Regions from separate parts of the Homo sapiens genome. Here all the other regions are linked to region 4. A link is a contact called in ENCODE Hi-C or POLR2A ChIA-PET data. All regions are on one chromosome and are shown on one strand. Each heading gives the region's core, a stretch centred on a gene start or an enhancer-like site at or near the end of the contact. The rest is flanking DNA. Distances are from core to core; before and after follow the strand shown. Region 1 holds the start of ZC3H7A (zinc finger CCCH-type containing 7A). Region 2 holds the start of COQ7 (coenzyme Q7, hydroxylase). Region 3 holds the start of IQCK (IQ motif containing K). Region 4 holds the start of MARF1 (meiosis regulator and mRNA stability factor 1). Region 5 holds the start of TNFRSF17 (TNF receptor superfamily member 17). Region 6 holds the start of GDE1 (glycerophosphodiester phosphodiesterase 1). Region 7 holds the start of SMG1 (SMG1 nonsense mediated mRNA decay associated PI3K related kinase).

Region 1 (2,700 bases), core at 88-2,587, 3.8 Mb after region 4:
GAGGACACAGTGAGAAGGCAGCTGTTTGCAAGCCAGGGAGAGAGGCCTCACCAGAAACCAGCCCTGCCGGCACCCAGACCTTAGATTTGCAGCCTCTAAAACTGTGAGAAAATAAATTCCTGTTGTCTAAGCTGCCTGGTCTGGGGTATTTTGTCATGGCAGCCTGAGCTAATACTCTGGTTTGTAAATCTACGTCACCCAGACCCCTGGAAGAGCTACTGTAGCTAGAGTCCCCACTTCCCCTCTTGTCTCTCCTACAGCCCAATCTCTGCATAGTAGCAGGAGAGAACTTTCTAAAATATAAATGAGACCTCGGAACTCCCAATTCAGACTCAATGAATGACCCCCTTCCACACAAAACTCCAAATTAAACATGGCGGCCCCCCTGTGTCACAGATCTTTCTCCCCTCTGGCACACATCAGCTATGCAGGCCTTTCCTGTTATCCAGACACCGAACTCCAGCTTCAGGGCTTTTGCACTCATTTCCCCTCTGCCTGCGGCACACTTCCCCGAACACGGTTGCATGGCTGTCACCTCCTCAGAGGCTTTCCCAAAAGCTCCTGTCACATCCTCCTGCTTGAATTTCTTTGGTCTTCACCGACCAAAATGGTCTTCTTTGGGCTCTTGTGGGTCCTGATCTCCGCCCTCCATCCCATGGGGCAGGGACCCTGCCTCGCCCACTGCTGAGCTGAGCATTTTACAAGAAGCCGTGCCCGCAGCGGGGCACCTGGCCGTAAAATGCAGATGGACGAGGCGGCATTTGGGCTGGGCCCTGAAGGACAGGGATCCAGGCCTTCCAAGAGCCGGCAGATGGAACTGGAGGGAGGCTGTCTTTGGATCCCCGGCTGCCGTGGGGCTCCGCGCCTCCGTTCCTCATATGTAGGAATGAAGACAATCACGGTTGTTCTGAGGATGCAGGGTTACTCTTCGCAGAGCAGGGCGCCCCGGTTGAGGGCTCGTCAAGCTAAGCAGGCTCCAGGGTGGGCTTCCCGATGCCGACTCTAGCTCCTCTCCCCGCTGGACGCTGTTCTACCTCCTAGCGCTTCTGCTCAGGCCGCGGCCCAGGCGAGGCCCCAGAAAACCCCGGTGCTGGTTAATCAGTCTTGAGTCCGAGCGCGTCCAGTGCGCAACGTGGCCTTCCCATTGGCTCACCCAGTGGGCCGCGCGTCGACGCCGGGGCTCCGGATTGAACGGCGCGCCCAGGTCCCTGCCCCCAGTCAGACGTGGCGCCACCGCCCCCAGCCCGTAGCTCCGGCGCAGCCAATGGCGGCGTCTCCCGGGCGGCAAGCGCGGCCTCCCGCCGCTAGAGGGCGCCGCCGCGGGCGCAACCGAGCCGCTGCCGCCGCCGCTAACCGAGGGAGAGCTGCGAGCGAGCACCCAGGCCCCGCCGCCGCCGCCGCCACCGCTGCCCGCCTGCCGCCGCCCGCCTCCGCCTGCCTTCTGCCGCCGGCCGGCGCGTCGTCCCCACAGGTAGGGGTAGGGGGACGCCGCCGGGCATGAAGGAAACGCGCGCGCCCGCGCCCCCGCCCCCCCCGCGCGCGCCGCCGCCTCGTGCTCGCGCGCGGCCGTTAACGGACGGCGGGCGGGGCGGGGGAGGGGCGGCGGGGTCCGGGGCCCGCGGACCCGAGAGGACCCTGAGAGGAGCCGGGCCGGGGCCTGTGCGCGCGGAGGGACGGGTGGGCGCGCCGTCCCCTTCCCCCACCGAGAATAACGTGACCCACTTCTGCCTGCCATTCCCTCGGCAAAATGTCTCCTTTTTGGTGATTTCACTAAAAAAAAATTTTTTTTTTGGTTATTTCTGTCTGCTCTGGTGATCGCGGGGATCCCGATTCAGCGTCTTGGGCTTGGGGGCGGGAAGGATGCCGGCGGAGAGCTTGGCGCATTAATTTGGGGCTCATCCGTCTTTTTTACCCCCCTTTCTGATTTTTTTATTTTTTCGCGCGGGGTGCAGCCCTGGGCCGGGCGGGGAGAGGCCTTGGGGTCCGCGGAGGCGGGGGCGCCGCCCGGGAGGACCGGGACCGGGACCTGTCAGTTCCCATTAGCGGGGCTTCCGGTCAGGCCTGGGCAGCAAAGGGGTGGGGCCGCCTGAGGCCCGGCCGGGGCCTCCGAGGTCGAGCCTGAGTCGGGACTGGGTGGATTTGCCAGGAGTTGGGTATTTTCCTGTCCCCACCTGTCTAGGGATGAAAAGGAGTTGCCCGTGTTCGGTATTGAACCACGAAGGACCTTGCCATGCCCAGTACGGTGGCCACTGACCCCCCGCCGTTTGGGACGATGGAGCCCACGAAATGGGGCCAGTTTCAGTTGCGGTCCCAGCTGTGAAACGTACATCTGATTTTAAAAACTTCGGATGAGAAAGAAAGTAAAAGATGTCATTGGTAATCTTTTATACTTAAATGCATGTTGAGATGGTCATGTTTGGGACAAATTGGATTAACGAAAATAGATCATTAAAATTAATCTTGGCAGGATGCAGTGGCTCATGCCTGTCATCCCAAAACTTTGGGAGGCTGAGGCAGGAGGATCGTTTGAGTGCAGGAGTTCAAGACCAGCCTCAGCAACATAGTGAGACCCCTGTCTCTACAAAAAATACAAAAAATTAACTGGGCGTGGTGGCGCACGCCGGTAGTCAGCTACTCGGGAAGCTGAGGTGGGAGAATCTGCTACTCGGAAGGCTGGGGTGGGAGAATCCCTTGAGCCCA
Region 2 (2,700 bases), core at 113-2,612, 3.4 Mb before region 4:
CCAACACTTGCTAATTTCCCCTTTGTAACAGAAAGACAGTATTTAATACAATTTCATAACTTTTTAATTTGTTTGTTTTTTTTTAATGATTACTCACCCATTTGTGGCAAGTGGCACTGGCTTCCCATTCACCATAAGGATTTTGTTTCAAGGAAATTAATTTAATTTTTAAATGGGACATAGCTATACAAAAAAACACATCTAGTAATCAAAAGTTCAAGCAGTACTGCCATTAGGCAAAAATCCCGAAAGTGGTACACGGTAATTTAACGTTGAGAAAACGACTTCATGAAATTTCTTTTTTTTTTTTTTTTTTGCGCGGGGGAGACAAAGTCTCGCTCTGACGCCCAGGTTGCAGTGCAGTGGTGCAATCTCGCCTCAAAGCAATCTCTGCCTCCCGGGTTCAAGCGATTCTCCTGTCTCAGCCTCCTGAGTAGCTGGGATTACAGGCACCTGCCATCACGCCTGGCAAATTTTTGTATTTTTAGTAGAGGCGGGGTTTCACCATGTTGGCCAGGCTGGTCTCAAACTCCTGACCTCAGGGGATCCTCCAGCCTCGGCCTCCCAAAGTGCTGAGATTATAGGCCGGAGCCACCGCGCCCGGGCTCATGACAATTTTCTAAGGCAGCACAGATGAAACAAGGAAAGCAGGAACCAGGGTCCAAAACCATGTCTCTCTACTCTAAATTCGATGCTCCTTCCACTACACTGATGGCTTTCACAGTTTACAGTGCATGCAAATCACCTAAAGGTCCTGTTCACAGATCACAGATACCGACCAAGTAGGTCGGGGTGGGGCCCGAGAATCTGTATTTCTAGCGAGCGCCCAGAAGTAGCGGAGGCTGCTGGTCGTCGGGCTACCCTTTGCCTGGCAAGGCCCTGGGCAAAGACTACAAAGAGAGAGACTCCCGGAGACGCTGAATTTTCAGTGTCGCCAACTGTCCTCGACTCGGAACGCTGGCCGCACCTGCCGTGACATCACTGCACAGGGGTGCAATTGCGTCACTCCCCAGGCGTCACTGCCGAAACAACCCCTGTCCTCCTGTCACTCTCGCCGCTAACTACAGACCCCGCCCCGCCCGCCAGCGCCCCGGAGGCCGAAGTCACGCAGTCGCGCTCCGTCGCAGGCCTGTGACGTTACGAACCTCTCCCCCGTGACCTCTTCGACCCAAACCTCAAGCGAAAATTCCCTAGCTCGCTAGACCGGCGCAGGACTGTGACTGCGCGCCTCCTTTTACCTGAGAGGGACCGCCGGGCCCCCGGGCGCAGCCGCCAAAGGCGGGGAGCCGCCGCCGCCCCGGCGCAACTCATTGCCGGAACTAAAAAAAGCAACCACTTCGTTGAACGGAACTGGCCAATAGTGCCCTTGGCTCGGACTGATGACGCACAGCAGACGTAAGGAAGGCTCAGCTCGCCCGCGCACCGGTGGGAACGCCCCCTAGCTCTGCGCTAGGGGTTAGATTGGTTAGATACGACAAATAAAAAGATTTTATTGGGTGGGGTCACTGTCAATCACTCGGAAGACCAAGGCCAAGGCGCCTTGGGTTGCCAGGGAGATGAAAATGCTAAATTGCTGTTTAGAAAGATCAGGACAAGGTTATGATTTCTCACCCAAGTTCCTGGGGAAAAGGATCATGAGGGAATTACTTATTAACAAGGCACGGTATTTCCTGCTTTACCTACGTGGAAGGAGATTTTTTTTTTTATTTGTATCCTACATCTACTTTAAAATAGTAAGCCTGGGCAACATAGCGAGACCCCGCCTCTACAAATAATTTTAAAAATTAGCCGGGTCTGGTGGAGCACACCTGTAGTCCCAGCTACTCGGGAGGCTGAGGTGGGGGGATAGCTTGAGCCCGGTAGCTCGAGGCTGCAGTCAGCCGTGATTCTGCCACTGCACTCTAGCCTGGGCCCTGTCTGAAAAATAAATAAATAAATAAAATTATATGTATATCTAAATTACATGCACCACATGGTTAATGGTGTTATATAGTGTTATCTCTATTGGTGGGCTGAAAGCCAACTTTAAACTTCTTCCCGGTCTTTTCTCTATTTTCAGAAACAGAGAACATGTTTTATCCTTGGTATCCACCTTAATGTACTGTGTGCATGTATGCATGTATATTTGTGCAAATTGGAATTTTTTGAGAAGGGAGGGGAAATTTAGCAACATACTTTAAAAAGATCATATAATACAGCAGTCTTACTTTTAGGAATCTACTCAACGAAATAATTTTTAAATGAGTAATGTACATGAGGGCAAAAATCAAAGATGCGTGTCTGCAAGGATATACAACGTTTAATATTGGCAACATCAGGGGGCTGGAACTGGGAGAAGGGAGCTTTCACTTTCTACTTTACACCCTTGGATTATTTATATACTTTATCCAAGTTTACCATAAAATATTTTAAGATGGAATACAATTGTAAAATTATTGAATTCAAGTTTTTAGTTTTTATATCACTCTAGTGTTCAAATTGACACACCAAAATAATTTAAAATTATGATGAACCCAAATACTACTTAGTGAGGATGTTGTAGCACTCTCATGTAAAACTACTGAGTGTCTGAATCTGGCGCTCAAAAGCCTTAAAATGTTCAAAACCTTTGCTGTAATACCACTTCTAGGTCTCTGTTTCCTTTTTGTTTTGTTTTTTGTTTTTGTTCTTTTTAAATGGAGTTTCACTCTGTCGCACAGG
Region 3 (2,711 bases), core at 156-2,655, 4.1 Mb before region 4:
AAAAATTTGAGTCCAACAAGAAATTCAGTTACTCAATTGCACTAATCACATTTCAAATGCTAACTAACCACACTTTTTTTTTTTTGGGGATGGAGTCTCGCTCTGTCACCCAGGCTGGAGTGCAGTGGCGCAAACTCGGCTCACTGCAACGCCACCTCCCTGGTTCAAGCAATTCCCTTTCCTCAGCCTCCCAAGTAGCTGAGATTATAGGCGCACACCACCACGCCCAGATAATTTTTTTTTTGTATTTTCAGTAGAGACGGGGTTTCACCGCGCTGTTTCAGGCAGCTTAGGTAGTGATGGTGGCCACACGAATGAAAAATCTGAGTCCTTGACCTTGAGGAGCTTATGGTCTAGTGGAGGAAAAAGAAAACATCCCACCCAACATTATTCATTAAGAACTAGCGCTTACGTAGCTCCTTCTGTAAATCGAGCAGTTTGTGTTTTTTTTTCCCCAATAATCCTTTTGCCCTCCTAAAATCAGGCAGTTTGCTAAGCACTTTTTGTGACTATCTGGTTCCATCTTCTTAACACCATCGAAATAGGTGCCATTATTATGCCCACTTTGCAGACAGGGTCATAAGTTAAATAATTTGCCCAACCTAAGTAACAAATACTGAGTAGAGCCACAAAGGAAGATGTGCTCAACTCCGCCTGGGGAGGTTAAGGAAGGTTTGAAGCAAGAAGGGACTAAAACCCGTTTGTCCACACCATGGTTACTGAACGTGTGGGCCACCGACTACCTACGTTAGGATTACCTGGGGTGCTCTTTTAAAAAGTGCAGATTCCCTGCATCCCAATTTGAAGCTCTGTGGGCGGGGCCTGGGAACCTCCGTTTATAACAAGATCCCCACCCCGGCCCCCGCCCCAGCAATTCCTTTCGGTTCACTAACCGAGGTTTAAGAACCAATGGTCCACACCGCATGGTTCTCTTTATTCAGCTTTCCCTCGCCGTTCCCTTGCCTTTAACCTCACTACGGATCGCGATTGGAGTCCGCGCTGCGTAACCTCGGGCCAGCCTCTCCGAGCCTCAGTTTCCCCATGCGTAAAATGCGGAGCCCGGGCCCGCGGAGCCGCTGCCCGGCGGCCCCGCCCGTCAGCCGACAGGCGCACAGTGGGCGCTCCCCAAACGCGGCCCCCGTCCGGCCGCCCGGGTCCCGCCCCTCTCGGCCAGCCCAGGTTTCCTACCCTTGCAGATCTGCTCCCACAGATTCTTGCTTGACGGCTCGGTGACCTGCCACGACGAGACAGGCAGCTCGCGGGACGCGAGAGACACGGTGGGCACCGGCGTCCGGGTGAACGACGAGTCTGTAGAGCAGCTGGGCTTGAGGCGCACTATGTGGCTGGGGATTTGCCGCGGTGCCGCCATGGCCGCGGTTTCCACGGTAACCGCGTTCGCCGGAAGGCCGCGACCCGGAAGAAGCCGGAACCCGAGAGGGTGGGCCGGCGACTCGAAGTGGACTTCCGGGTCACGGCGGAGCTGGCTCTCACGTGGAGGCGGGGAAATTTCGCCCACCGGTGAGTGCCAGGGCGCGTTGCAGGCGGGCCGGCGCGGGGTGTGGAGATTGCACCAGAGGAAGTGCGCGGCGGGGAAGATGGGGAAATGCGGTCCACCCACATCCCTGAATCCGACCCCTCCAGTCGGTGTGCGCCCGCTCCGGCCTGAGGCCGCCGCCTCCAGAAAGTTTTCCCGCCTCAGAGCCGGCCCTGGGACCCCACGTAATCCCTCCCAGTCTGTTGATGCGGAGGCTTGGGCCCATGGGAGCCTTGGAGGTACGGATCTTACTTCCTGGCTCCCGCGCGTCCTGCTGGTGATCCTGCCGGGGGAGTGGGGTGTTGCTGCACAGGCTTTGGAGTCCTGTGGGCGGAATTCCAGTCTCCGTTTTCCACTTGCTGGCTTTGGAACCTAGGGCAAGTGAATTATTGTAGTCTCTGGAGCTTGCGAGGTCGGGTATTCACAAAGATCTTCACAAGGCTGTCCCTGGAATTTAAAAGCGGTTTTGGAGAAAGCGTTTGCGTTTGCAGGAGATGCACTGTAACGTTCTTTTCCTTTCTCCTTGAAAGAGTGAATGCATTTGGTCGCAGGGCTAAAGAGGAGGATGCTATACTTTTCTAAATGGCAAGAGATGGGGAGAGAAGGGGATTAAGAGTTGACCCGCAACCTCCCGGTGGATTCTTTGTTCTTACCAGATCTCTTGGCCACTCCCCTATTCTGAAGTCGTCTTGGCTCTCTTGACTGCTCCCCTATTCTGAAGTCGTCTTGGCTCTCTTGACTGCTCCCCTATTCTGAAGTCGTCTTGGCTCTCCTGACTACACTATTTCAAGGTTTGCACCTTCTTCTTTGCAAGCTCCTTTATCTCTGCCCACTTATTTAAATGCCAATACAATAGTCCCCCTCCCCCATTATCCGCGGGCAGTACGTTCCTAAACCCCCAGTGGATGCCTGAAACCACAGACAGTACCGAACCCTAAATATAACTGTTTTTTCTTGTGTATACTATCTATGAGAAAGTTTATAAATTAGGCACAGTAGGGCCGGGCGTGGTGGCTCATGCCTGTAATCCCAGCACTTTGGGAGGATGAGGCGGGCGGATCACCTGAGGCCAGTAGTTGGAGACCAGCCTGGCCAACATAGTAAAACCCCGTCCCTACTAAAAATACAAAAATTAGCCGGGCGTGGTGGTATGTGCCTGTAATCCCGGCTACTCGGG
Region 4 (2,733 bases), core at 97-2,596:
AGCCCACAGTCAAGATTTAGTCAGCAGTAATAAATACCTACGCAGGGAGAGGATGTGTGCTTGTCATCTGCCTTCTGGAAAATTAAATACAGGCACAAAGGATTCTTCAGCTACATGTCTGATCCTGCCCTCCACAATACCCGTCTACAGGGATGTTTACAGGGATGTGTTAATCCCCACGTAATGGGGATTGCCTATTGAAATAACCTCCCAGTAAGGATTTTTTTGGGCAAAATATTCTCGTTTGGCAATTTCGACTTACTGATTCTTTTGCAAAGTCAACTTGTTTCTGGGCAAACTTTAAAAATAAACTCCTAAGGTAGCATTTAGCTAGCAGCTAGCACATCCTAAATCGTGTCTAGATTTAACTTACACAATATGTGCTTTGCTTTTTTCCTAATTTGCAACAGAAAATAGTAATCAGCTGGTAGTTTCAGAAATCACCCTTTTGCTGAGTCTTAAATTTTTTTTTATTCCAGGGAAACGTGAAGATTGTGGGGCGCTATTTTTTTTTTTAAAGCAAACCACACAGCATATCTGGCCACCTAAAACACAAAGTGTTTGAAACTAACCGTAAGATTTCCTTTCTGCTCGCCCAACCTGTCACTGGAAACGCAGTATTCATTTGTAACCAGCTTTGGAGCAGGGCTTTTAAAAATAACGTTTTCTTGCTAAAGTCCCCAAAAATCTCTTGATTCTTGGTGGCAATGTCCAGTTGAGTCTTTGCACACACTGTATTTTTGCCAACTGGGTCGCAACTTTGCGAGAACTCCGGGGGACCTCGTAGGAAGCCAGGTTGGCAGTTATTTTTTTCTCCACTTGCCACTAGGTTGCACTAGATTTAGGATGCTGGGGAATATGCGCCATTTAATTTTTAAAAATAAAGTAGGACCATCACGTGACGAGACCCGAGAGAGGAAAAAAAAAAAGCCGAAGGGACAGGGTTTTTCATTGAAATCCCGTTCAAATCGCCTTCCCTCCAAAGCCTGAAAGAGCTGAATTCTATTAAATCCTGGTTGGCAGGTTTTTTCCTCGGGTCCACGTCACGAGCTCATTCTCCGCTTCAAGGTTCCTTTCGACTCCACAACGTGAAGCCAGGGGGAAGGCCTCCTTAAACTGGGGGTTTTCGCCAAAAAAGCCAGGGTCACCCCCCGGGAAAGTCCCTATTTAGGGGTTTATCGGGAGGGGACTGAGCCTGACGAGGCTGCAGGGCCGCGAGGCCCCGCCCCCCCCGGGGTTCCCAGCATGCCCCGCGCGGACAGGACGCGGCGGCGGAGGCGGGGCGAGGAAGGGGCGGGGCGAAGAGGAGAGAAGGGCGTCGGTTTTGCGACAGGGGCGGTGCGGTGCGGAAGCGGAAGTGAAGGGTGCGCTTGGCGGCGGCGGCGGGAGCTGCGGAGTCGGGAATCAAAACAAAGGGCCTGGGGGGGGCGGGGGGAAGGCGGCGGGGCCGGAATGTGAGCGGAGGTGGAGCCGGCGGCAGAGGTGAGTTTGCAGACAGTCCTGCGACCAGACCCCGGCAGGCTCTGCTCCGAGGCCAGCGGGGCGGGACGGAGGACAGTGTCCCCTCTTTCCCCGCCTATTGCTGGTGGGATGGTGGTGGAGAGGGGAGGTTAGCTAACTGGGACGCGCCAGTTGGGCCCCCCACGAAAGAGTTGGCTTGTCTCCCTTTCGGGTCCATTCACTACTGTCACTGTTGGCGCCGCTGTTCCCCTTCGAGGGCATTTGGCTCCCCGCCCGCCCCTGTCTGACCCCTGGTGGGGCCCTCCAGGAGTGAAGTGCACAGCTGGAAGGTTAAGAGAGAAGGAAAGGGGCGGGTGTTTTTGCAACACACTCCCCCCTCCCCGGCCGTTTTGCATTCTCCTCGGCCTTTTAGCAACACATAGGGTGTAGTCTCAGGGTTGACAATGTCTAGGGCTTCAGCCACTCTCACTAGTAGTTGTAACGCGACCTCGTGATACACCTTTTAGAGTTTCTCAAGCACCTTTCCGGTATTACCAAGAGCTGTCCAATTGCATTTGTGTCTTTTGGACTTCTCTGAGCGGTAAATATTCTTCTCTTTTGCATATCGGTGTATTGAAACCTAAACTGTTTTCCTATTTATTAAGCTTTATTCGTTCAACAGTTATTTATTAAAATATGCCAGGCATTGTACTAAGGACAGGAGTTGGAATAGTGGATAAGAAAACATAGTCTCTGCTGTCATGGAGTTTATAGCCTAATGGGGGAGAAAGATAATAAAATAAGCTAAAAAGGCCGTTTTGGACAGAAGAGCTATGGGGGAGAAAACGGTAATGGGATGGGGTGGTGTGGGGTCAAAGACTAGATTGGGTGCTAAGGAAACAACATTTGCTAAATGTTCCCCGTGGATTACCTCATGTAATCCAAACAACGGCCTTGTAAGGTGGTTTCTATTATTATCACACCCATTTTAGAGATGGGATCTGAGGTTCAGAGAGGTTGTGAGTTGTCCAAAGCTGCACCGCAGTCAAATTGGAGACCAAAATGCAGACAGTCGACAGAGCCTATGCTCTCCTCATTGAATTGGTCAAAAGACTTGAAGAGAGTGACAGAAAGGAGACTGTCGCTCAAGTCAAACAGAACCTGCTTTTGGCTACCTAAGTTGCTTCGTGGATGGTATTTGGGAAGTTTTCAGGGTGCAGGCACCTGAAAGTTTTTACTTTTAATCGCTTGTATTGAGCAGTATTGAAGGCACCTTGATGTAGTGGAAAGGGG
Region 5 (2,700 bases), core at 11-2,510, 3.7 Mb after region 4:
CAATGTTCTAACACATTCGAAAGGGCTGTAACGAAGTGAAATAGTCAACGCTAAAAAAAGAAAAGGAACTGAAACTCACAATAGCCATCCCCTGGAAATAGATTTCAAAGATTCACCATCAAACCAACCTGTGTTTTTAAACTCGTCCTTTAATGGTTCAGAGTTTATCTTCCTTAGCAAAAACATTAGCACGAAAACTGCCAAAGAAATTATTAAGCTCAGTCCCAAACAGGTCCAGAGAATCGCATTCGTTCCTTTCACTGAATTGGTCACACCTTTATGAAAAGAACATCAGACAGATAATGAGCTGATAACATAATATTCACATACTTTATTGTTATTATTTATTTATTTATTTTGAGACAAAGTCTTGCTCTGTTGCCCAGGCTAGAGTGCAGTGGCGCGATCTCGGCTCACTGCAACCTCCACCTCCCAAGTTCAAACAATTCTCCTGCCTCAGCCTCCCGAGTAGCTGGGATTACAGACCTGTGCCACCATGCCCAGCTAATTTTTTGTATTTTTAGTAGAGACAGGGTTTCACCAGGTTGGCCAGGCTGGCCTCAAACTGCCGACCTCAGGTGATTCACCCACCTCGGCCTCCCAAAGTGCTGGGATTACAGGTGTGAGCCATCCACCGCACCCGGCTGTCATACTTGATTATTTTGCTAAAATAATGAATTATGGATTGTTTTGATAGCAAAATAATCAAGTATGGATTATTTCCATTCAATCACCTTAATTAATGAACATTGACTTTTAAATTCTAAATATCACTTAATTAGAAGAGCTGATTTTTAAAAAAAATCTATGTTGCTAATAGTGCTGAATCATATCAAGTTCAGTTCCAAATAATTACTTTGTTTCCATAAACATTAAAATCACTGCCTTGCTTCCTTTCTCTTTTTGATTCAAGAAAACTCACCATCATGCCCATTATGTTGATTCTCTGAATAAGCAGTCCATATAGACAGAATAGTTCACACCAATGAATAATCGTTCAAGCAATATTACTTACTTGCATTACAATAACGCTGACATGTTAGAGGAGGAGTATTAGAAGAACATCGAAGTTGACAAGGTATGCAAGCATGCAACAAACTGTCAAAATATTCATTTTGGGAGCACTGCCCAGCCATCTGCAACATGATCACAAAAAGAAAACAAGGGAGCTACAGAAAGAACAGCCTGGAAGGACAAGTAATATCTCTACAAGAATTCCAGAGCAAATGCAGCAAGAGCAGCTAGAATGTTGAGAACAATGAACTTCGCCTGCTTCGTGGGTTCTTACGGGGGCTGTCTGTGTCTTCGCGGCAGCTAAGGATTTGAATACCACATCTAATTCAAGTTTCTAAGTTTGAGTCTTGGATGGGGTAAGAGACAGGGTGTAAATATCAGGGCATATCACATCTGAAACAGAAACTGCTTATTTATAGAAGAAATTTCTCAGCCAGGTGACAGTTGCAAGATGCAGACAAGCCCACAGCATCAAGCCGAATGTTCAGTAACAGTTTCTGGAACATCTGTTAATAAGCTGTACTCTGTGAGAGGTGCCAGGGAGATAGACAAGACAAGGTCTGTGCTGTGCCCCTTAAGATCTTAACATTGAGGCCAGCTGCAGGGGTTCACACCTGTAATCCCAGGACTTTGGGAGTCAAAAGGCAAAAGGATTGCTTGAGCCCAGGAGTTCAAAATCAGCCTGGGCAACATGGCGAAACCCTGACTTTACAAAAACATTTTAAAAAGTAGTCTGGTGTAAGCTGGGCGCCGTGGCGCTCTCCTGTAATCCCAGCACTTTGGGAGGCCGAGGCAGGTGGATCACTTGAGGTCAGGAGTTCCAGAACAGCCTGGCCAACATGGTGAAACCCCGTCTCTACTAAAAATACAAAAATTAGTCAGGCATGGTGGCAGGCACCTATGATCCCAGCTACTCAGGAGGCTGAGGCAGGGAGACGTGCTTGAACCCAGGAGGCGGAGTTTGCAGTAAGCCAAGATCAGGCCACTGCGCTCCAGCCTGGGTGACAAAGCAAGACTCTATCTCAAAAAAAAAAAAAATTCTACAGGAAGATCAGAGGTGATGCACTAAGGAAGACGCACAATGCCACTGACAGAAAAAGAGACATTTAGGGTAAGAGCTCGTGGAAAGAGGGCTGAGAGGAAGATAGGTTTGGGGTATTATAATAATAATACAATAATCTATGTTCCATTGTTGAAAATTTAGAAATACAGATGAGCAGATAAAACCATTTTAAAAATCCACAGTCCAAGCATCCAGAAGTCATCACCGCTAACACCTGGTGTATCCCAGAAGTTGCAAACAGACCTGCCGATGCGATGTCTTTTGTTTCACCGATCCCTGAATTCTAGATAGATACATTTATATAGTGCATTTTTCTGTTTACATAAATGGATCACTTGAATTTGCCTTTTTTTTTTTTTTTGACAGAGTCTCACTCTGTCTCCCAGGCTGAGTGCAGTGACACAATCACAGCTCACTGCAGCCTCCACCTCCTGGGTTCAGGTGATCTGCCCACCTCAGCCTTCCAAGTAGCTGGGACTACAGACATGCGCCAGCACGCCTGGTAAGTTTTGTATTTTTTGTAGAGATGGGTTTTTGCCGTGTTGCCCAGGTTGCTCTCAAACACTTGGGGTCAAGTGATCCACCCACCTCGGCCTCCCAAAGCGCTGGGATTACAGGTGTGA
Region 6 (2,700 bases), core at 168-2,667, 3.9 Mb before region 4:
ATAATTCCAACATTTTGGAAGCCGAGGCGGAAGGATCGCTTGAGCCCAGGAGTTCGAGATCAGCCTGGGCAACAAAGGGAGACGGCATCTCTACAAAAATTTTAAACGTTAGCCGGGTGGGGTGGCGCGAGCCTGTGATCCCAGCTACTCGGGAGGCTGAGGTCGGAAGATCGCTTGAGCCCAGGAGGTCGACGTTGCAGTGAGCCATGATTGCACCACTGCATTCCAACCTGGGCGATAGAGTGAGACTGTCTGAAAGAAAAAAAAAAAAAGGCTGAATCCTAGATGCCAACTGGAAGGCTTAAGACATCTATCCCCTTTTGCAAATCAGTGGGAAAATGCACTAAAGGAAAAAAAGGTAACAGAAAAATCCCTGAATATTTTTGCAAAGTTCTCTACATAAAAATGTTACCAGCCCTCCAAAATATGTCCAGGGGCCCCTTTTCACTCCCTAACTCGGCTTCATGGTCTATCTCTCTTACCCTCCTTCCAGTGCCTGTTTTTGCATATGTAAAATGGGGGTTTTAAAAGTGCCTATCACAAGGGTGGTTGTGAGGCACAGTTGAGGTAACTCCTGTACAGTGCCTGGTACAAAAGCCCTTAGCAGAAGTAAGATTAGGGGGAGGAGGAGTGAAAATGTCACAAATCACTGGGGAGGCCTTTATGTCAGTCCCCACCCTGCCATTAACTGCTTAATTCACCTATCCTCAGTTTCCGCATCTATGAAATAAGGGAATCCTTAAAACCCCTTCCAGTTTTATAATCCGATTGTGCCTTCTTTGCTAGGCTCTTCCAGTCCCCCAGAATCTGGAAAATAAAGTCGATTGAAATCAGTCTCCTGATAGTAACTGTTAGGCTGTATTGAGAATGAGATAAGCATATAAAGTGTTTGCTCGTCAAGTACCTGGGACATGGTAAGTGCTCTGTAAACGTTAGGTGTACTTGCTAACTTTTATTTCCTCCCACAAGAATGTGAATCCCATAAGAGCAAAAACCCTGTAGGTCCTGTTCAACTGTGTCCGGAGCACCTGGACCGGTATTTGGCACATCTTGAATTGAACTGAACTGAACTGAATTGAATTGAATTGAATTGATAGTCTAAGCATCCTGCCTCTCCAGGTTCCCTGGAATTCAGTTTCCTCAAGGGCAGATAAAGGAGTCACTAAAATCCCTTCCAGTCCTACAGCTTTAGGATGGTTCTTATCCCTCCTTTTCTCGCCTAGGAGTCTGAACGCCCAGGTTGAAGTTCAGACCTCGGAAAACCCTAACCCACCTTAGATTTGGAACGTGAGCCTGGGGCCTGGGGCCTGGGCCCTCCCCCGTTGCCATGGAGCGGCTCCGCCCACTGGCGCTGCGAATCCCGATCCCTGATTGGCTGGGCGGCCGACTCCCTCTCTGGATGTGTCTGCTGCCGCCATTGTGCGGCGCTGGTCCCCTCAGAGGGTTCCTGCTGCTGCCGGTGCCTTGGACCCTCCCCCTCGCTTCTCGTTCTACTGCCCCAGGAGCCCGGCGGGTCCGGGACTCCCGTCCGTGCCGGTGCGGGCGCCGGCATGTGGCTGTGGGAGGACCAGGGCGGCCTCCTGGGCCCTTTCTCCTTCCTGCTGCTAGTGCTGCTGCTGGTGACGCGGAGCCCGGTCAATGCCTGCCTCCTCACCGGCAGCCTCTTCGTTCTACTGCGCGTCTTCAGCTTTGAGCCGGTGCCCTCTTGCAGGGCCCTGCAGGTGCTCAAGCCCCGGGACCGCATTTCTGCCATCGCCCACCGTGGCGGCAGCCACGACGCGCCCGAGAACACGCTGGCGGCCATTCGGCAGGTGAGACCCCCACGTTCGCGCCCCTCGGTCCTCCCGAGAGCTCGGACTTCTACTTTTCCTTCCCAGGGTTCCCCGATCTTCTCAGGACGGCCTTCCCACTTCCTCATTCGTCCACAAGGCACACTCCCGGCCCTTGATCGCTCCCAGTGTCTAGGGATCTCCGGACTTGAGGTTTTATATTTACAGAAGACAGCAGATATGTATATAGTTTCTGTGCGCCTGACGCTAAGGTTACATACAGCCAGGAACAAGGTCAAAAGTGTCCCTGGTTTACAGAGTGTACATCGGAATGGGGGAGGCAAGCCTTAAACAAGTAAACACATAAATGAGATAACTTTAAGAGAGTGAAAGGTGCAATGAAGAAATCGGGGGAACTCGAAGGAAAGAGTTACGCTATTTTATTTAGATGGAATAGTCAAGAGAAATCGTCTCCGAAGAAGCAACATTTGAACAGAAACCGGAATTATAAGGAGCCAGGCAGGTGCAGAAGGTCCTGAGATGGGAATAATATAGGGGTGTTCAGGTAACAGAAGAGGCAGTGTGTGGCCTGACTTCAAGGAAGAGAACAAAGACTGGTGTGTGAATGAAGTAGAAAATGGGTCAGGTCAAATAGGTTCTTGGTCAGTAATTGAGGTTAGTCTAAATAGATCACCCTTCACAAGACATACGTTTGCTTGTCTTGTAAATCACTTGAGTCATTTCCTTATCACCTTTTCCCCAGACACACACATTCGCACTCGCACAACCCTGGCAGCTGGACTCACATCAGTTTCTGCCCCCTCCTTTTCACAAGGCACTCCTGAAACTTTTGATACCTCCCAGCTCTTGGCATTCTCCTAGCTTCATAATAATGACAGCTTACAGAGAGGGCTTTTCAGTGGATTAGGCA
Region 7 (2,707 bases), core at 2-2,501, 3.3 Mb before region 4:
CCATTCTCCTGCCTCAGCCTCAGGAGTAGCTGGGACTACAGGCACCCGCCACCACGCCCGGCTAATTTTTTGTATTTTTAGTAGAGACGGGGTTTCACCGTGTTAGCCAGGATGGTCTCGATCTCCTGACCTCGTGATCCGCCCGCCTCGGCCTCCCAAAGTGCTGGGATTACAGACGTGATCCACCACGCCCGGCCTTCTCTCTTTCTTTTCTTTTTTCCTTTCCTTTCCTTTCCTTTCCTTCCTTCCTCCCTTCCTTCCTTCCTTTTTCTTCCCTCCCTCCTTTCTCTCTCTCTTTTATTTTTTTGAGACAGAGTTTCACTCTTGTTGTCCAGGCTGGACTGCAATGGTCTGATCTCGGCTCACTGCAACCTCGGCCTGCTGGGTTCAAGCGATTCCCCTGCCTCAGCCTCCCAAGTAGCTGGGATTACAGGCGCCCTCCACCATGCCCGGCTAATTTTTGTATTTTTAGTAGAGGCGGGGTTTCTCCATGTTGGCTAGGCTGGTCGGGAACTCCTCACCTCAGACGATCCGCCCACCTCGGCCTCCGAAAGTGCTGGGATTACAGGCGTGATCCACCGCGCCTAGCCCCCAGCTTCTTTCACCAGCAGAAGGCGGGCAAGCCTCAGGGTGAAAGGACTTCAAAGCACATTTCACATTGCAGAGGACAGGGTTTGGTGATCGTGGGTACTCCCTTCCCTTCCATCGTTTAGTTTTTTTCATTGTGAAGAAATGGTAAAAGGTGCCAGGACTCGATGGGCACATTTCAGGTGGAGGTTGGGAAGGTGGATATCCACCTCTCGATCTTACTATTTTCACTTTCCACCCCACCCCGTAGAAAGTGGGAAAACTGGCGCACGTGAATCCAAGGGCACGCCTGTGTGCGCGCGCACCGCAGGGCACCAGCCCCCACCCACACCGCAGGTCCTTGATTGGACGCCTGTTTACACCTGACTGCCCGGCCCTCCGGTGCTTTCCGGGAAGCGTTTGGGAGAAAAGTGTGTGGCCGCAGTAGTGGAGATCCCCTGTCTTAGGATTCGTCACCGCTACGCCCAGACCTCTTCGCCGCCCAAGGGCCTGGGGACGTGGGGGGCGGGGCGGCCTGCTATCGACCCCGCCTCTCTCGGCTCCGCCCCGCCGACAGGACCCGCCTCTCTCCCCAGGCCCGGCGGGCGCCAACCCCGCCCCTCGCTCCCAGCATGCCGTGCGACAGCGGCGGCGCGGCGGGCGGAGCCGGGAGGCGGGGAAGCAGTGGCCGTGTGAGCGTGAGGAGCTGCCGCCACCGCCTGCTCCTCGTCGTCCTCGTCCTCCGGGGCCCCGGCGACGTGGGCCGCGCACGGCCCTGGAAAAGACGTCGCCTCCCCTTCATCCGCCTCTCTCTCACCGCGCCGCTCCCGCCTCCTCGTCCTGCGCTGCGGGCTCAGGCGGAACCCGGAACGGCCGTCCTCTTCCCCCGCCCTCCGCCGCCTCCTCCTTCTCCTCCTCCTCCTCCTCCTCCTCCTTCTCGGCTTCCTCCTCAGCCCCGGGCCGGAGCGGGGTGTCGGCGGCGGCCGGTTCGGGCGGCGACTCGCGCTTCTTTGGGCGGCGGCGCTTGGCCATGTCGTGTCGGGGAAGGTAATGAGCCGCAGAGCCCCGGGGTCTCGGCTGAGCAGCGGCGGCGGCGGCGGCGGCACCAAGTATCCGCGGAGCTGGAATGACTGGCAACCCAGGTGGGTGACCGGCCCGGGACCCCGCCCCGACCTCCCGGGCTCCGCCTCGGGCGGGCCGAGGCCTAGGGCCGCGGGGCTGGGAGGCGCGGCCTAGGCCCTCCACCCCTCGGAGCCGGGCGCGGCTTCCTGGGTCTCCTCCGCCCCGGCTGGGGGAGGAAGGCCGCGGGGAGGCGAGGCCTAAGTGCCTCCCCTCCCTGCTTGTTCAGCCCGGGGCTGGAGCCGAGACCCGGGGCTCCCGGCGGTGGCACTGGCCTGGGGTCGGGACCAGGAGGTGAGAAAGAGGCGGGGGTGGGGGTGGGGGGCATTCCAGTTACAGCCTCCCCCTGACCCCGAGTTGGGAGATGCTGAGAGTCCAGGACCCTCCCTGTTACTCATTCACTTTCTCGGTTCCCCACTCTTTCAGCCGCCACGTGAGAGCTCTTCTAACCTCTGTTCCTTTCTGTGACCCCCACGTGTTAATATTGAAAAAAACAAAACAAAACTCCAGCTAAGGCATTGCTCTGACTCTAGGCAGAACATTCATTAGTGGAGCATGAGATGAGATTGTGTGACTGTTGATGGGATCGACCCACGCTGGTCTTGGGCGATGGAAGTTTTCCCTAAGTGCAAGGCCGGTTACTCTGGTGAATCGTAATTCATACCTGGACACTTGAGTGAACTCTTTGGGCACCCACTTAGAAGTCTAGAGAATTTCCTCATTTATGGAGGATTTGATCTCAGACCGTTTTGGGGCTTAGTGAGATTTGAATATATTAGGAACATTAACTTTTTAAATAAATGTAGTTTCCTGTCTTTTTGATCAATGGGAGGGCAGCTGTGCCTAATTTAGGACTGATTTATTCTAATCTCTCTTAATAAATGCTTGTATTCAGAGTCTGTTTGGAATTTAACCCAATGCTTAGAACTCCTTAAATATACAGAAATATATTTTAGGGGTAATTGATTCATGGAACTCTCCTACTTTGGAGCACAATTGTTATAATTGTCCAGAAACTGGC

What was found. A loop is a pair of places that touch in the nucleus more often than their neighbours do. ChIA-PET counts read pairs that join two places held with the same protein, here RNA polymerase II (POLR2A). Pooled maps may share reads with other maps.
Region 1: a map of mammary epithelial cell shows a loop between it and region 4 (13-fold over the local background). The contact joins the promoter of ZC3H7A here to the promoter of MARF1 in region 4. A Hi-C loop is called at or near these places in 1 of 168 maps with a recorded cell type or tissue (mammary epithelial cell) and 8 of 50 pooled maps. POLR2A ChIA-PET finds 5 or more read pairs at or near these places in 1 of 52 experiments (GM12878).
Region 2: a loop to region 4 is called in a pooled map, with 27 times the contacts of the local background. The contact joins the promoter of COQ7 here to the promoter of MARF1 in region 4. A Hi-C loop is called at or near these places in 11 of 50 pooled maps.
Region 3: a pooled map shows a loop between it and region 4 (10-fold over the local background). The contact joins the promoter of IQCK here to the promoter of MARF1 in region 4. A Hi-C loop is called at or near these places in 5 of 50 pooled maps. POLR2A ChIA-PET finds 5 or more read pairs at or near these places in 2 of 52 experiments (CD4-positive, alpha-beta T cell and activated CD4-positive, alpha-beta T cell).
Region 5: a pooled map shows a loop between it and region 4 (7-fold over the local background). The contact joins the promoter of TNFRSF17 here to the promoter of MARF1 in region 4. A Hi-C loop is called at or near these places in 1 of 37 single-sample maps with no recorded cell type and 2 of 50 pooled maps. POLR2A ChIA-PET finds 5 or more read pairs at or near these places in 1 of 52 experiments (B cell).
Region 6: a loop to region 4 is called in a map of CD8-positive, alpha-beta T cell, with 12 times the contacts of the local background. The contact joins the promoter of GDE1 here to the promoter of MARF1 in region 4. A Hi-C loop is called at or near these places in 2 of 168 maps with a recorded cell type or tissue (CD4-positive, alpha-beta T cell and CD8-positive, alpha-beta T cell), 4 of 37 single-sample maps with no recorded cell type and 9 of 50 pooled maps.
Region 7: a pooled map shows a loop between it and region 4 (20-fold over the local background). The contact joins the promoter of SMG1 here to the promoter of MARF1 in region 4. A Hi-C loop is called at or near these places in 1 of 168 maps with a recorded cell type or tissue (CD8-positive, alpha-beta T cell), 1 of 37 single-sample maps with no recorded cell type and 10 of 50 pooled maps.

Annotation. Positions count from the first base shown.
Region 1 is chr16:11,795,895-11,798,594 of GRCh38, reverse strand. It overlaps ZC3H7A (zinc finger CCCH-type containing 7A), which reads left to right and starts at 1,337. Exons shown (of 23, transcript NM_014153.4): 1 at 1,337-1,471. RefSeq lists silencers at 1,054-1,463, 1,946-2,105 and an enhancer at 1,101-1,638.
Region 2 is chr16:19,066,276-19,068,975 of GRCh38, reverse strand. COQ7 (coenzyme Q7, hydroxylase) reads right to left here and starts at 1,362. Exons shown (of 6, transcript NM_016138.5): 1 at 1,239-1,362. The coding sequence starts at 1,311. COQ7-DT (COQ7 divergent transcript) reads left to right here and starts at 1,285. Exons shown (of 3, transcript NR_119381.1): 1 at 1,285-1,395. RefSeq lists an enhancer at 999-1,148 and a silencer at 1,179-1,338.
Region 3 is chr16:19,716,965-19,719,675 of GRCh38, reverse strand. IQCK (IQ motif containing K) reads right to left here and starts at 1,405. Exons shown (of 9, transcript NM_153208.3): 1 at 1,189-1,405. The coding sequence starts at 1,369. KNOP1 (lysine rich nucleolar protein 1) reads left to right here and starts at 1,449. Exons shown (of 5, transcript NM_001012991.3): 1 at 1,449-1,518. RefSeq lists an enhancer at 1,196-1,525.
Region 4 is chr16:15,641,767-15,644,499 of GRCh38, reverse strand. MARF1 (meiosis regulator and mRNA stability factor 1) reads left to right here and starts at 1,346. Exons shown (of 27, transcript NM_014647.4): 1 at 1,346-1,482. MIR484 (microRNA 484) reads right to left here and starts at 1,206; the gene lies at 1,128-1,206. It also overlaps a transcript of NDE1 not described here.
Region 5 is chr16:11,963,770-11,966,469 of GRCh38, reverse strand. It overlaps TNFRSF17 (TNF receptor superfamily member 17), which reads right to left and starts at 1,260. Exons shown (of 3, transcript NM_001192.3): 1 at 1,016-1,260; 2 at 129-275. The coding sequence starts at 1,145. It also overlaps a transcript of NPIPB2 not described here. RefSeq lists enhancers at 1,033-1,472, 1,593-1,712.
Region 6 is chr16:19,520,815-19,523,514 of GRCh38, reverse strand. It overlaps GDE1 (glycerophosphodiester phosphodiesterase 1), which reads left to right and starts at 1,417. Exons shown (of 6, transcript NM_016641.4): 1 at 1,417-1,811. The coding sequence starts at 1,551. RefSeq lists a silencer at 1,456-1,625 and enhancers at 1,736-1,905, 1,216-1,950, 2,076-2,135.
Region 7 is chr16:18,924,952-18,927,658 of GRCh38, reverse strand. SMG1 (SMG1 nonsense mediated mRNA decay associated PI3K related kinase) reads left to right here and starts at 1,251. Exons shown (of 63, transcript NM_015092.5): 1 at 1,251-1,709. The coding sequence starts at 1,618. SMG1-DT (SMG1 divergent transcript) reads right to left here and starts at 1,472. Exons shown (of 2, transcript XR_001752094.2): 1 at 1,385-1,472. RefSeq lists enhancers at 158-771, 772-1,384 and silencers at 1,070-1,409, 1,440-2,029.